Linked DNA regions of Homo sapiens: regions 1 and 3 are each linked to region 2. Evidence: chromatin contacts called from ENCODE Hi-C or POLR2A ChIA-PET data. All regions are on one chromosome and are shown on one strand. The core of a region is the stretch at or near the end of the contact, and the rest is flanking DNA. Distances in the headings are between cores, read along the strand shown. Region 1 overlaps ENAH (ENAH actin regulator). Region 2 holds the start of ENAH (ENAH actin regulator). Region 3 overlaps LOC107985352 (a long non-coding RNA gene).

The links. Hi-C counts contacts between places; a loop is a spot of excess contacts on that map. ChIA-PET counts read pairs that join two places held with the same protein, here RNA polymerase II (POLR2A). Pooled maps may share reads with other maps.
Region 1: a loop to region 2 is called in a map of Right ventricle myocardium inferior, with 2.9 times the contacts of the local background. The contact joins the enhancer-like site here to the promoter of ENAH in region 2. A Hi-C loop is called at or near these places in 25 of 168 maps with a recorded cell type or tissue (Caco-2, IMR-90, Right ventricle myocardium inferior and 12 more) and 12 of 50 pooled maps. POLR2A ChIA-PET finds 5 or more read pairs at or near these places in 15 of 52 experiments (A549, AG04450, Caco-2 and 10 more).
Region 3: a loop to region 2 is called in a map of heart left ventricle, with 4 times the contacts of the local background. The contact joins the enhancer-like site here to the promoter of ENAH in region 2. A Hi-C loop is called at or near these places in 20 of 168 maps with a recorded cell type or tissue (A673, Caco-2, IMR-90 and 13 more) and 20 of 50 pooled maps. POLR2A ChIA-PET finds 5 or more read pairs at or near these places in 17 of 52 experiments (A549, AG04449, AG04450 and 14 more).

Annotation. Positions count from the first base shown.
Region 1 is chr1:225,578,764-225,583,579 of GRCh38, forward strand. All of the region lies in intron 1 of ENAH (ENAH actin regulator), which reads right to left. Among named protein-coding and RNA genes, the nearest start is that of ENAH, 72 kb to the right of the region's middle. Within about 2 kb of position 1,840, at least 2 of the 41 ENCODE cell types and tissues checked have a DNase peak (open chromatin) inside an H3K27ac peak, as active enhancers do.
Region 2 is chr1:225,650,356-225,654,790 of GRCh38, forward strand. It overlaps ENAH (ENAH actin regulator), which reads right to left and starts at 2,768. Exons shown (of 14, transcript NM_018212.6): 1 at 2,331-2,768. The coding sequence starts at 2,335. RefSeq lists a silencer at 2,618-2,747.
Region 3 is chr1:225,745,555-225,750,555 of GRCh38, forward strand. LOC107985352 (a long non-coding RNA gene) reads left to right here. Exons shown (of 2, transcript XR_001738499.2): 2 at 1-38. Among named protein-coding and RNA genes, the nearest start is that of SRP9, 30 kb to the right of the region's middle. RefSeq lists an enhancer at 4,935-5,001. Within about 2 kb of position 1,422, at least 30 of the 41 ENCODE cell types and tissues checked have a DNase peak (open chromatin) inside an H3K27ac peak, as active enhancers do; they include A673, HCT116, PC-9 and 7 more, where a contact is called at or near this core.

The sequences.
Region 1 (4,816 bases), core at 590-3,089, 73 kb before region 2:
AAAAATCCTATCAATGAGGAAAAATCTTATCAGTGAATTACTATCTAATAGAGACTAACAGCTCCCCAGTTAGTCAGTTATAAAGAATCCAAATCTCTTGGTTTATGTTATGAAAGACCTAAATCCCAGAGACAATTAAGTGACATAAGCAGTTACTGAGCCAGTGTTGATACTAATAATACTACTAATAATAGTAAAAAATAAGGATATGTATATAGTACTTACTAAGTGCCATATATGGTTCTATGTGCTTTGCCTTTATTAATTCGCTTATTTCTTCAACAACCTTATGTGGTAGGTACCGTTAATATCCCCATTTTACAGATAGGAAATGGAGACACAAGAAGTGAATTAACTTGACTAAAGACATACTGTAGGGAGAGGCAGAAATGGGACTTAAAGCAGCCAGTCTGCTTCCAGGTCTGGACTTGCAACCACTCTACTAAAAAAAGAAAGATTCTGACTATAAACTATATTAGTTCCACAAAATTACCTCTTCACATATTTTCTATTATTTCCACATTATACTTCATGTTATATTTAATTTGAAGCTAAGAGGAAAGAATTTATTTGCTGAAATTTATGTTCTTTTTAGAAATAACCAAGGTTTATTTTAAAGGTTTCATTACTGAAGATACAATGTTAACCTATAACAAAAACATGTCTAGAATATCAGATTTTTTTAAGGCAGTAGGAAGAAACTTATTCATAAAATTAATACTCCAGGGAAAGTTTCCTTCAAATAGAATCTCAACTTTCTTCAAAGAATTACATGAAAGACAAAATCTGTGGGAAACATTTTAGACATCAAACTATAGATACAGATAGAGATTCACACAGACATGCACACAGAAACATGAAGAATAGAATAGCAGCTATCGTTCCATTATTTTATTTAAACTACTCCAACTTTGTTACTACACAATGTATGAGTTTAGCACATTACAGGACGCACATGAACTTTGAAATCTATTAGCCAATTAGAAGAATATGTCTTTACATCTTTCAAAAAGAATAGGTAAAAAGAAATAATATATTTTCAGTTATAAATATTTTCATCCAAGTCAGTGTAGAAAAATATTGACTAGAAAATTAAGATAAAACTTCAACCTAAAACTACAGAAAAAGAACCTTTCAATGTTTAAAGTTTTGTTATGTTCCTTTATTTGAGATGCTTTGCTGTTCTTCCTATGTAAGACATCACATAGCTTCCTAGTGGTAAACTTTGCTTTTAAAATTTCTCACCCTACTGTGTGATTCTGGTTCCTACTCTAAGTATACACTGTAAGAAATAAAAATTTATTATACCTTCTTCTTCTTCCCCACACCCTCAACTCATCAACAACAAAAAAATAGCTATTAATAATCTCCACACCTCCTAGTATTCATGCCCAGAGACTTACCTCTACTGAACAGAATATGGGAAAAAAAATACATATATATATATATGGAATGTCACTTCCAAGGTTAATTTACGAAGTGACTCTGGCTTCCATCTAGCTTGCCACCACCTTATGGAGAGGCCCACACGAGACAATTATCAGGAATAAAATGAGGCCCTCAGTCTAACAGCTGGCATGCAACTAAATCCAATCCATTAATGTGAATGAGCTTAGAAGCAGATCCTCCTCCCCCCGTGATGACTTCAGTTGAGACTGCAGCCCTGGCCAACATTTTGACTGCATTTATGAAAGACCCTGAGCTAGAGGAACCACCTAAGCCAAACCCAGAATCCTGACCCTCAGAAACTGTGTAATAAATACGTGACGTTTTAAGCCACTAAAACTTTGTGTAATTTATTGTGTGGCTATAAGTAACACACTACCCCTTCACTCCCTCGTGCCTGACCCCAAGACCTTAAACTACTTAAGATTGGGCCGGGTGCAATTCACGCCTGTAATCCCAGCACTTTGGGAGGCCAAGGTGGGTGGATCATTTGAGATCAGGACTTCGAGAACAGCCTGGCCAACATGGTGAAACCCTGTCTCTATTAAAAATACAAAAATTAGCCAGCCATGGTGTCTCGTGCCGTAATCCCAGCTACTTGGGAGGCTGAAGCCTGGGAGGGTGGAAGTTGCAGTGAGCCGAGATCGCATCACTGTACTCCAGCCTGGGCAACAGGGCGAGACTCTGTCTCAAGAAAAAAACCAAAAAAAAAAAAAAAAAAAGCCAAGATTACCTCAGATTTCATAAGCTCCGTGACTTTTAGCACACATATAGGCACACAGGGCTCAGATTCTTCGTCTGGCCACCCATCTTTTTTTAACTGGACTTGTAATTTTCAAAGATCAATTCCCAGTGCACCAGCAAACCTAAACCGTCATTCACAGCATGAGAGTTCACAAAAAGTACAGACATCTAGAAATGGTCACAGAAAAAAAAGAAAAATGTGGGAAAACACTTCACTTGGCAACACATACTTCCCTATCTTAATAAATTCTCCCATTAATAAGAAACTTTTCTCAGTAACTGAATAGATTATTTCACCTGTTTCCTGTAGTTCTTCTTTTCCTCACATTATTTTCATGAAGTTATATGGCAAAGCCTCTCAAAATACTTTCCAAGCACCGTAGAGTTAAAAATATCAAGTGTGGCTAATTTTAGCTATAAAGGCACCAGGCAGAGCCAAGTTAGACAGACGTGGAAATAAAAACGGGATGAAAGATGGAGTGGGAGTGGAGGGTGGAGGGTGAGCCACACTGACTTCTTATATTTTTATTTTGCAAGGTTATTAATTTCAATGAATGAATAGTGTCAGCAAAAGACAAGTACCATATGAGATCAAGAAAGAAAAACTAAAGCAGAATACTATAGAATCTCAATCTATTTTTCTCAAAATGTAAGCAGGGAGGGTTCTGCTTCTGGCCAAGTAATGGCCAACTTTCCAAATGACCCTCCCATAGATAAAACTATAAACTCTGGATTAAAATTAAAAAGAATTTTTTTCTGAGACAGGGTTTCACTCCGTCACCCAGGCTGGAGTGCAGTGGTGCTCACTGCATCCTCTACCTCCCAGGCCCAAGCAATCCTCCTACCTCAGCCTCCCAAGTAGCTGGGACAAACCACAGGCACGCACCACCACACCCAGCTAATTTTTTTTTTTTTTTTTAATTTTTGGTAGAGATGGGATCTCCCTATCTTGCCAAGGCTGGTCTCTAACTCCTGAGCTCAAGCAATCCTCATCTCTGGATAAAATTTATAGAACAACTATATGAAATGTATGGTTTGGATCTGTGTCCCTGCCCAAATGTCATGTCACTGTAATCCCCAATGTTGGGGGTGGGGCCTGGTGCAAGGTGACAGGATAATGAGGGTCGTCCTTTCTGAATGGTTTAGCAACATCCCCTTGGTGCTATTCCTTTGATAGTAAGTTCTCATGAGATCTGGTTGTCTTCCCCCCCTCTCTCTCTCTTGCTCCTGCTCCAGCCACAGGAAGTGCCAGCTCCCCCTTTGCCTTCCGCCATGACTGTAAGTTTCCTGAGGCCTCCCCGGAAGCCAGCATCATGATTCTTGTAAAGCCTATGGAACCGTAAGCCAATTAAACTTCTGTTCTTTATACATTACCCAAGCTCAGGTATTTATTTATAGCAGTGAAAAGAACGGACTAATGCAGGAAGGCACTGGAGAATGAGAAGAAGGGAGTCAACTCTTTTAAGAAAGGAATAATACGGGGAGAGTTCTCTGATGTTTACAGCTTTTAGCCTGACAACTGGTCCTGGTCTGTGCTACATGGGAGAGCTAAAACTCCAACAGAAACCCCCACAGACTTTCTAGCTTAAAGATAAAAGGATAGAGTTCAGGGCAATCCATAGCTGCTGCAAAATGAGAGGAAATTCCTGGGAGGAAAATGAGCCAGTGGGCAGGAAGGAACCCCAAATTCTGTATATAAACTCTGCCTAAATCTCTGGATGATCCCTGATCTACTCATGTGTAGGGCAGTTTCCAAGTAACTAAAAGAGCTGAACCAAAATATGACCCACTGCCTAAAAGACAGAATTTGCTGTTTTGAGTCCAACCAAGTTATACAGATCTGTGGGACAGTATCATTGGGGCTAACATATTAATATGTGTAAGAGTCTGGGACAACTCCCCACTCTCCGCAAAAAAGAGCAAAGCATATTCAATCTAAAAACAACCACAAGTAGGTATATCACAGTTGAAGACGAAGATACTTGAAATGGCTAGAGAAAAATGAAACTTTACATAAAGAAGAACAATAAATTGGATGACCACAGACATCTTCATATTGTACTGCAGAAACAAAAGAGAACAGAGACAATAAAACAACATCTTTAAAGAGCTCAAATACAAAGCTGCCAATCTAGAATTCCATATCCAGGGAAAATATTCTTTAAAAATGAAGGCAAATAAAGATATTTTAAGAAAAAAGAGGCCAGGCGAGGTGGCTCACACCTGTAATCTCAGCACTTTGGGAGGCTGAGGCGAGCAGATCACCTGAGGTCAGAAGTTCAAGACTAGCCTGGCCAACATGGTGAAACCTCATCTCTACAAAAATACAAAAACTAGCCAGGCATGATGGCGGGTGCCTGTAATCCCAGCTACTCAGGAGGCTGAGGTGGGAGAATTGCTTGAACCAGGAGGTGGAGTTGCAGTGAGCCAAGATCGCGCCATTGCACTCCAGACTGGGCGACAGAGGAAGACCCTGTATCAAAAAAAAAAAAAAAAAAAAGAGAGAGAGAATTATTCAAGTTGAAAGAAAATGGTACCAGACACTCAAATAGTCTGTAAGAAATGAAGAGCATTAGGCTGGGCGCAGTGGCACATGCCTGTAATCCCAGCATTTTGGGAAGCAGAG
Region 2 (4,435 bases), core at 1,518-4,017:
GGAACAGAGCAAGAAAAGAGCTTGAAAAACAGAAGTTACTTTTTATTAGAAAAGGAATTTTCAAGTGAAGACATAATTTACCTGTGACAGACTGACATCTATACATGACAGTGATTAAACTTCACTGAATACCCAAAACGGTAACTTTTTTTTAGTTCACAATCTTTGAATTAGACAACTATTCCTGTTTTTATTTAAAAATAACCCACTTTCGGCCAGGCACCGTGGCTCACGCCTGTAATCCCAGCACTTTGGGAGGCCGAAGCTGGTGGATCACGAGGTCCGGAGTTGGAGACCATCCTGGCTAACATGGTGAAACCCCGTCTCTACTAAAAATACAAAAAATTAGCCGGGCGTGGTGATACCCGCCTGTAATCCCAGCTACTTGGGAGGCTGAGGCAGGAGAATCGCTTGAACCCAGGAGGCGGAGGTTGCAGTGAGCCGAGACCGCGCCACTGCACTCCAGCCTGGGCAAGAGAGCAAGACTGCATTTAAAAAAAAAAAAAAAAAAAAAAAAAAAAAACTTTCCCTGTTTTATATTTCTCAATGTTAAGATAAGTTTACCCAAAGTTTGAAACAACTGATAACTTCTGGTCTGCAAGATCCCTACGGCATTAGATCTCTAAAACAGAAACCAACAACATATAATATTACAAGATATAACAGTATGTATATTATAGTTCCTGAGTTTAAGGACATCAGTAACTTGATTTAAAAAAAAAGAAGTCATGCTCAAACATACGACTCAAAGTTTTCAAGCCATATTTTACAAAGATTGTGTTTTTTGGTTCGTATGCTATAATTACTATTTAAACTCATCGCTTATATTTGAAAATAACTTGTGTGAAATCATCAAGGGAAAAGGGGTCAGTCGCCTAGAGACACCACATTAAACTCACTCTTTAAGGCCATCATAAATACAGGTAACTTGGAATCAGAAAAAAAAATTCAAATTCACAGTAAGCCTAAGTAAAAATTCAACAAAGATATATCACAATATATATATAAAAGCAAAATGGAAACACGTTTAACCTTGATAGAAAAAAAAAATGAAAAGCAAAGTTTAAAATGGAAACTACCGAAATTGAGAAAGAATTCCAATGACATGACATTTTCTTGCCAAAGCGAAGGAATTTGTAGATTATATCATTCAAATCTCATTGTATTACATTATAAAGGTCTTAGCAACGGTTGGCCATTAATCTTTAACACAAAGGAGATTCAAATCCAAATGAACTGTAAGACTATCTCTTCCAGGAGAGAGAAATGGAGTAATTTACTTTATCCACAATTGTTTAACCCAAAAGGAAGGCCTTTAAGGATGATAACGCAGAATGGATCAGCCTTCAGTCTACCAAGTCCCATTTCACACGAAGTCTTGCACCAATCCGAAAAGAGAAGGTTATGGACACAGAACAGGTTTAGGAAAGGCTGGAAAAAAAATCTCCAATGAATGACACACCACATCACGGTTTATTCTCCTACACAATTTGAGAAACAATAAAGAAAAATATCATACCATATGTTTCATCGTATCAATTAAAAAAATATTTTACGACAGTACATTCAATTCTTCGGGGCCGCAAAAATAATTTAGCTCCTGTTTTATTGAGTACAGAGCAAAGGGAAAAAGCAGCTGCTGCAATGCAACACAGGCTGCTACAGAGAAAGGGGAGAAAAGGCTTTTCCAAACAGATCCCTTCCCCGCCCCCGCTTACACACCCCTACCAACTTACTTATCCCAGTCTTTTACTGCCCCCACCACGTGAACCTAATCAATTCTTTCCCTTCCCCCACCATCGTGAAATTTCACCTTTCACAGCTCCTTCACCTACCCCTACCAGAGGCACTTTATTACCCGCAGAGATTTCAGACCTTTCAAACTTTTCTTCCTTTTTTAATTAAACACGAGAGTTCGGAGGCAAAAGTGCATGAAATTTTTACATATATACGAAAAAATACCTGTTTCCCAGCAACACGCACGCTTCGATTCTCGAACCCCTCCCCATCTCCCGGGTTTCGCTTGCAAAGGCTTGGGGGAGGGAGCCAGGCGCAAATTAAATTTAGGAAGGGAAATCCTGGGTGAAAGAAGAGCATTTGAGGAAAAATGAGAGAACGATGAAGCGAGACCCCCAAACCACACGGGTTGGGGAGGTTTCCAAGAAAGAAAGAGAAATTGGAAGGGACAAAAGGCGGAGGGGGGAGGAACAGACCGGAGACCAGGGGAGACGCGCCGGGCCGGGAGAGGGAAGGCGGGGTCCGAGGAGAACGGGGGTCGCGGCTCCCGCGGCACAATGGCCCGCCCGGCCCCCGCCCCGCGCGCCCCTCACCTCATGGTGCCGGCGGCGCAGAGGCTTCCCCACCAGCCGGGAGACGCAGAAGGCGCCGAGCCGAGGGGGGGGTCTCTCCTCCAGGGGTGGGGAGCAGCTCGGAGACGGGAGACAAGTGTCCGGCTCCTCCTTCGGCGGCCAGGGGGCTACACCATCTCCTCGCACAAAGCCGAGGCGCCGGCCGGGAGTGTGGGAGAAGAGGGCGAGAGAAAGGCTGGGGAGGGGGCGGAGAGGCCGAGGCGCGGAGCTGGTCCCCAGGCGGCCGCCGCCTCCCACCTCCTCGTGGTCCTGCTCCTCCTCCCGGAGCTTCCTCGGCCGCCCTCTGAGGGGTGCCCGCCGGGGCCGCGCGCCCGGCCGCCGCTCCACAGGCCCGCGCTCGCCGCGCCGCCGCCGAGGCCGTGTGCAACCGGCAGCTGCTGCAGCCGCGGGAGGAGAGTCGGGATCGCCGCGAGGAACCCGGGAGGAGGCGGGGCGCGCGGCGGAGGAACACGCAGGCGCCGCCCTCCTCCCCTCCTTCCCCCGGGGGCGAGGGGGCGGTGCGGGGGGAGGGGAGGAAAGGGGAGGCGGGGGGCCGGGCGCACTCCCCCGCGCCGGCGGCCGGGCCCCCGCCGGACTGCGGAGAGCGAGGCTGGGAGAGAGCGAGCGCGACGGCGGCGGCGGCGGAGAGAGGCTCTTTGTTGCCTCCCTACCCCGCCCCCTGCACCCCTCTGGGATTCGGGCGGGCCACCACCCCCCCCTCCCGCCCAACACCTCCGGCCAGTTGTCGGCCGGGGTTCCTCGCCCGTGGTTGTCCTTGACCGTCGGCCCCCTCCCCGTCGCCTCCCGCTCCCCAGAGGCTTGGGGAGCTCCGAGGCCTCCCCCACGGCCACGGTGCGGAGACCGAGGCGCCGAGACCTCCTGGGCGCCAGACCCGTAGGCACCGGCGTGGGGAGCTTGGACGCGTGACTGGGCACAGGGCCGGGCCAGGAGACTCCGGGTCGGCTCGCGGCCGGGTGCCCTCGCGCGGGGCGAGTGCTCAGCCCGCCCTGTTGCGGTCTCAGGACGGGGATGAGGGAATCGGGGGGCATCCCGGTCAGCCCAACTGCCCGCCCTCGCCGCGGCTGCGCCCAGCGATTCCTGCGGAGTTGAGGAGGGGCATATAAATGGAAAATATGGTCATCATTGTTCCCTTCGCTCCTTTTCTTCCCGAGGAATCCCAGCGTGCTGCGCCGATGGAACGAGTTGATGTGCACACTAGGTATAGGGATGACTTCATCCCCAAACGAACGCAGCCGACTCTCGGGGAAACGCAGTCGCCGGGAGACGCGCGCGGAACAGTGTGTTGCCGCAAGAGTGGAAGAAGAGAAACGCAGCCAGTGGAGCCGCTTTCCAGCGTCATTAGCAAAGAGGGAATCCCGGGCAGGGGGCGGGGAGAGAGAGGAACTAATGATAATTTTAAATTTTTCGTCATTCCCAATGGTCTTGAAGTCACCTCCCTTAAAAAGTAGATATAAAATACTGGCGAGGCAATTTCATTTCAAGTCAAGTCGGGGAGGAGGGCATCCAGGAAGCCAGAATTGATCGTTGTTGAAGGTTTTGTTTTCGGTTTTTTTTAAATCTAAAAACAAATCCAATAATAAAATTTTTAACTGTACGAATTACGGCCCCCTTTTAGTCCGGAAGACAGGGATGTACTTTCTGTATAAAAGGTGAGGAGGATAGAAAAGGGTTGTTGCTACAGGGATCCTATTGCTGAAGGATCTCATCCAAAATGGAGGACCTACCATGACTCCAGGAATCCATTCAAAAGTTTTGGTGTTTTGTTTTAAGATGCAGGTACCATTCAAAAGATAGTTAGGAAGGTTGGGATAATGTACACTTCCAAATGAAAAGACAGGTTATAGTGATCCGTGGTCAATGCCTGATTTGTCTATAATTGAACTGTGTAGCCCATTTTTAACCATAAAAAAAGCTTCCTGGTTTCAGCCGGGTGCGGTGGCTCACGCCTGTCATCTCAGCACTTCGGGAGGCTGAGGCAGGCGAATCATCTGAGGTCAGGAGTTCCAGACCAGCCTGGCCAACATGGCGAAACCCTGTCTCTACTAAAAATAAAAAATAAAAAAACA
Region 3 (5,001 bases), core at 172-2,671, 94 kb after region 2:
GGTTCTTGAGAAGATTAAATGACATAATATATAAAATACTTGCTTGTGCATAGTAACTGTCCTGTAAATATTTTTGCTGCAAAACATGGTTGTTGGGTTTTCTGTTGTTTTGTGGGGGGTGGGGAGATGGGGCTTAAGGTACAACTGTAACTGTGTAATTTACCACTGTCTGGGGTTCCTCCAGAAGATGGAATTGATCTGTATAATCATCATTTCTCGTGCAAGAATAGCCTTGCCTTCACCTGGCTGCTTTTATATGAAGGAAGTGCTCTTCTTTCCATAAGAGGGCACAGCTTCTGGCGCAGCAGCAGGAAGCTGTAGATGCAGCATGGGTTACTTGGGGAATAATCGGGTTTGCACAGCACCACACACCTTCCTACTCACATGGGGTGCCCAGGGTGCTGGTGTCGGCCTGGTCAGAGGGCAGGTGAAGCTAATGGCTGCCATGCAGTGAATTCACGGGGCTACCTTGTTCTACTTCTCTCTACCTCCTCCCTCCTGGCTTCTGGTCCCAGGTGTCTCAAGCACAGTTCAGCGTCTTTGAATCTCCATTCAGGGCCATCCCAGTCCCTCAGGTTCTCTGATATGAGAGAGAAGATCTCCCAGGCCTCCTTCCTCCAAGAGACCCCCTCTGTCCCCCCCCACTCTCCCCCAGTTTGGCCTCCTAGGCAGACGGTTTTTGTTTGAGTGTCATCCCTCTCCTCCGGACGCCCCATCATTCACCTTCAGCATTTAGGAACACAGCAGCAATCTAAACCAAATGGAGAAAGCAGGAGAAATTTTTAAAAGAAAGAAAAAAAAGGCCAGGTGCAGTGGCTCACACCTGTAATCTCGGCACTTTGGGATGCCAAAGTGGGTGGATTGCTTGAGGTCAGGAGTTTGAGACCAGCCTGGCCAACATGGCGAAACCCGTCTCTACTAAAATACAAAAATTAGCCAGGCATGGTGGCAGGCGCCTGTAATCCCAGCTACTCCAGAAGCTGAGGCAGGAGAATCGCTTGAACCTAGGAGGCGGAGGTTGCAGTGAGCCCTGGGATGAAGCCACTGCACTCCAGCCTGGGTAACAGAGCAAGACTCTATCTCAAAAAAAAAAAAAAAAAAGAATAAAAAAGAACAGATAATTTCAAAAGGACATTAAGCTCTATTCAGAGACACAATCTCCAATCAACAAAACGAAAGGCAAGCGTTGCCCCACAGGGACTGGCTGAAAGGCAGCCTGGCGGTGAGAGCGTTCTGGAGCTGGCTTCTCACACTGGGGAGGGCGCCCTCCCAGCAACCAGCCCCACCTGACGGGATCAGGCAGGACCCCACCCCAGGCTACGGGGCTTTGGGCTTCCCTGCTGAGGAGTTTCCTCCCGACACAGCTTACAAAGGCTCCCTCACAGGGGTAACAGCAGGACCGTGCTTGGCTGACAGAATGCTTTGGCAGAAAACTGCTGTCTGAGTCAGCCCTGAGAAATAATTAACCCTCATGATGTTTCCTGGAGGACTGAAGAGGGTTGGGTGTGGAGGATACAGGGAGGGCCTGAAGAGCTGGGCTTCTGAAGGGGAGGGAGCGCCTGGGCCTTCGGGCCTGGGCCTCCAGCAGCCTCACCTGAGGTGCCAGGACCCCCCAGCTAGCTCGCACCTGCTCTCTGGGCCTCAAGATTGTTCTCGGGGAGGGCAGAGAGAAGACTCTTACTTTTCTTCTTTTTTTTTTTTTTTTTTTTTGAGACAGGGTCTGGCTGTCACCTAAGCTGGAGCATAGTGGTGCAATCATAGCTCACTGCAGCCTCAGCCTCCTGGGTTCAAGTGATCCTCCCACCTCAGCCTCCCAAGTAGCTGGGACTACACACACACACCACCATGTCCAGCTAATTTTTGTACTTTTTGTAGAGACAGGGTCTTGCCATATTGCCCAGGCTGGTCTCAAACTCTTGGGCTCAAGTGATCCGCCTGCCTCAGCCTCTGAAAGTGCTGGGATTATAGGTGTGAGCCACCATGCCTAGCCTTTTATTTTTTATTTATTTTTTTGAGACAGTGTCTCTTATGTTGCCCAGGCTGGAGTGCAGTAGCATGAACATGGCTCACCACAGCCTCAATCTCCCAGGCTCAAGCTATCCTCTTGCCTCAGCCTCCCAAAGCACTGTGATTACAGTCATGAGCTGCCACACCCAGCTAGTATTTCTTTTCTTTTTTCTGTAGAGACAAGTTCTTGCTATGTTGCCCAGGCTGGTCTCGCACTCCTGGGCTCAAGTGATTCATCCACCTCAGCCTCCCAAAGTGCTGGGATTATAGGCGTGAGCCACCGGCACCCTGCCTGACCCTTACTTTTCTAGACACTCTTCCTGGAGGCCTGTTTCCATTCGGGGCCTTTTTGTAACATGTAAGTCGGGCAGATCACTATGCGGAGCTGCTCACCGTGTGCTGCTCAGTGTGGTACCAAGAGCTCAGAGAAGACACAAGTAAAACATAAGATCCAGACCGGGCCTCAGGGAACTCACCACCTGAGCAGAGAGGGGAGGCATGAAAACCCATTCAGTTAGATGGCCTCTGCTGGTCATGTGTTCATACATCCAGTGTGATAGGGGAAAAGAGATTTTCTTAAGCCTGAGCAGATTACTTTACACATTTAGACTGGGGGCTCAAACACTTGCTAAGGTAATAATGTTGCTTGTGATTCATATTTGTTCTTCCTTCTTTTTTTTTTGAGACAGAGTTTCGCTTTTGTTGCCCAGGCTGGAGCGCAGTGGTGCAGTCGCGGCTCACCGCAACCTCTGCTTCCCGGGTTCAAGCGATTCCCCTGGCTCAGACTCCCGAGTATCTGGGATTACAGGCGCCTGCCACCACGCCCAGCTAATTTTATATTTTCAGTAGAGACAGGGTTTCTCCATGTTGGTCAGGCTGGTCTCAAACTCCTGACCTCAGGTGATCCGCCTGCCTCAGCCTCCCATAGTGCTGGGATTACAGGCATGAGCCACCGCGCCGGGCTGGTTCTTCCTTCTAAGAAGCCTCCAGAGCTCCCTGCCTGTGTCTTTCTGAGAGTCGGTCAGATGCCCCTCTTTCATTTCCCTCCATTCCAAGGCCAAGATTTCTCATCCTCATTTCACAATCGGGAAAGTCAAGACCCATGCCGCAGGCTGGCCTGCCAGGCAACTGGCCCGAGGTTTACACACACTCAAAGATGCAGCCGAAGATTTGAAAATCCCCCTGGCACATCCGTCTTCATGCACTGAATGTATTCATTGAGGTTTTAATTGTTCAGAGCACTCTTGGAAGCGGCCGAGTCCAAAGAGAATTGGAGGCTGGCAGACACGGTGCTGGGGCTTTCTCTGGATCGTATTGGTGAGACAGGATACTGTGGCATGCTAACTTAGCAGTCAGCAAACTGTTTTTGTAAGGGCCCAGATAGTAAATAGTCAGTATTTTAGGCTTTATAGGCCAAATACTGTCTTTGTCACATTTTCTTCTTTGTTTTTGGTTGTTTGTTTTTGAGATGGAGTCTCGCTCTGTCGCCCAGGCTGGAGTACAGTGGTGCCATCTCAGCTCACTGCAAGCTCCACCTCCTGGGTTCACGCCATTCTCCTGCCTCAGCCTCCCGAGTAGCTGGGACTACAGGTGCCCGCCACCACGCCCTGCTAATTTTTTGTATTTTTAGTAGAGACGGCATTTCACCGTGTTAGCCAGTATGGTCTCGATCTCCTGACCTCGTGATCCGCCCACCTCGGCCTCCCAAAGTGCTGAGATTACAAGTGTGGGCCACCGCGCCTGGTGTTTTTTTGTTTGTTTTTTGTTTTTTGTTTTTTTAACTATGGTATAGCTGGGCATGGTGGTTGGTGCCTGTAGTCCCACCTACTTGGGAGGCTGAGATGGGAGGATTGTTTGAGCACAGGAATTTTAAGCTGCAGTGAGCAATGATCACACCACTGTACTCTAGCCTGGTCAACAAAGTGAGACCCTGATTCTAAAACAAACAAAAACCAAAAAAAGCCAGGCTGGATGCAGTGGCTCACACCTGTAATCTCAGCACTTTGGGAGGCTGAGGTGGGCGGATCACTAGGTCAAGAGATCGAGACCATCCTGGTCGACATGGTGAAACTCTGTCTCTACTAAAAATATAAAAATTAGCTGGGCATGGGGTCGCATGCCTGTAGTCCCAGCTACTCGGGAGGTTGAGGCAGGAGAATCGCTTGAACCCAGGAGACGGAGGTTGCAGTGAGCTGAGATTGTGTCAACTGCACTCCAGCCTGGTGACAGAGCAAGACTCTGTCTCGGAAAAAAAAAAAAAAAAACAGACCATACCATGGCTAGATTTGGCCTGTGGGCATAGTTGGCTGACCCATCTGCTAGATGAATAGATACAAGATCCAGATTTGGTAAAATGTAAACACTTTAATCCAGGACAAAGCAGTCTTCATGCACATGAGACAGTACTATAATGCCTCTGTTAGACTCCTAGCTCTGCCACAGACTGGCTATACAATCCTGGACAAGTTACTTAACCTCTCCAGCCCTCAGTTAGCTTGTCAGTGAAACTAGAATGATAATTGAAGCTCCCTTATAGAGTTACTATGAAGATTAAATGAGATAGTGCACAGAAAGCTCTTGGTACGGTGTCAGGCACATGGGAAGATCACAGTAAATGTTAGCCTCTACATGGATCAGGAATGAAGGAATCCCGAGGAAGACACCATCAAGGTTGAAGCTGCTGGAACTCCAAGATGAGGTTACATTCAAATGTGTTTTCTCAACCAGGAAAGCCTCTGGAAGCATGGGGGCTGTTAAGAGCAGATTGCACATTGCTTGGTCCCCTTGCCCTGGGCTCCCGGGTAGGCAGCCAGAAACCCCTGAGCAAACTGGTATTAGCTCAACTGTTTGAACCCTGACAATTCAGCCCGCTGCTCCCCCTGCCCCTTGGCCTGGAGCTTCCATGCAGGGAGAGGCTGCCACCCACCAGATAGCGTTCCCACCAGGCAGAAGTCAGGGTGGCCAGATGGTCAGGAGGGGCAGATGACAGGGGAA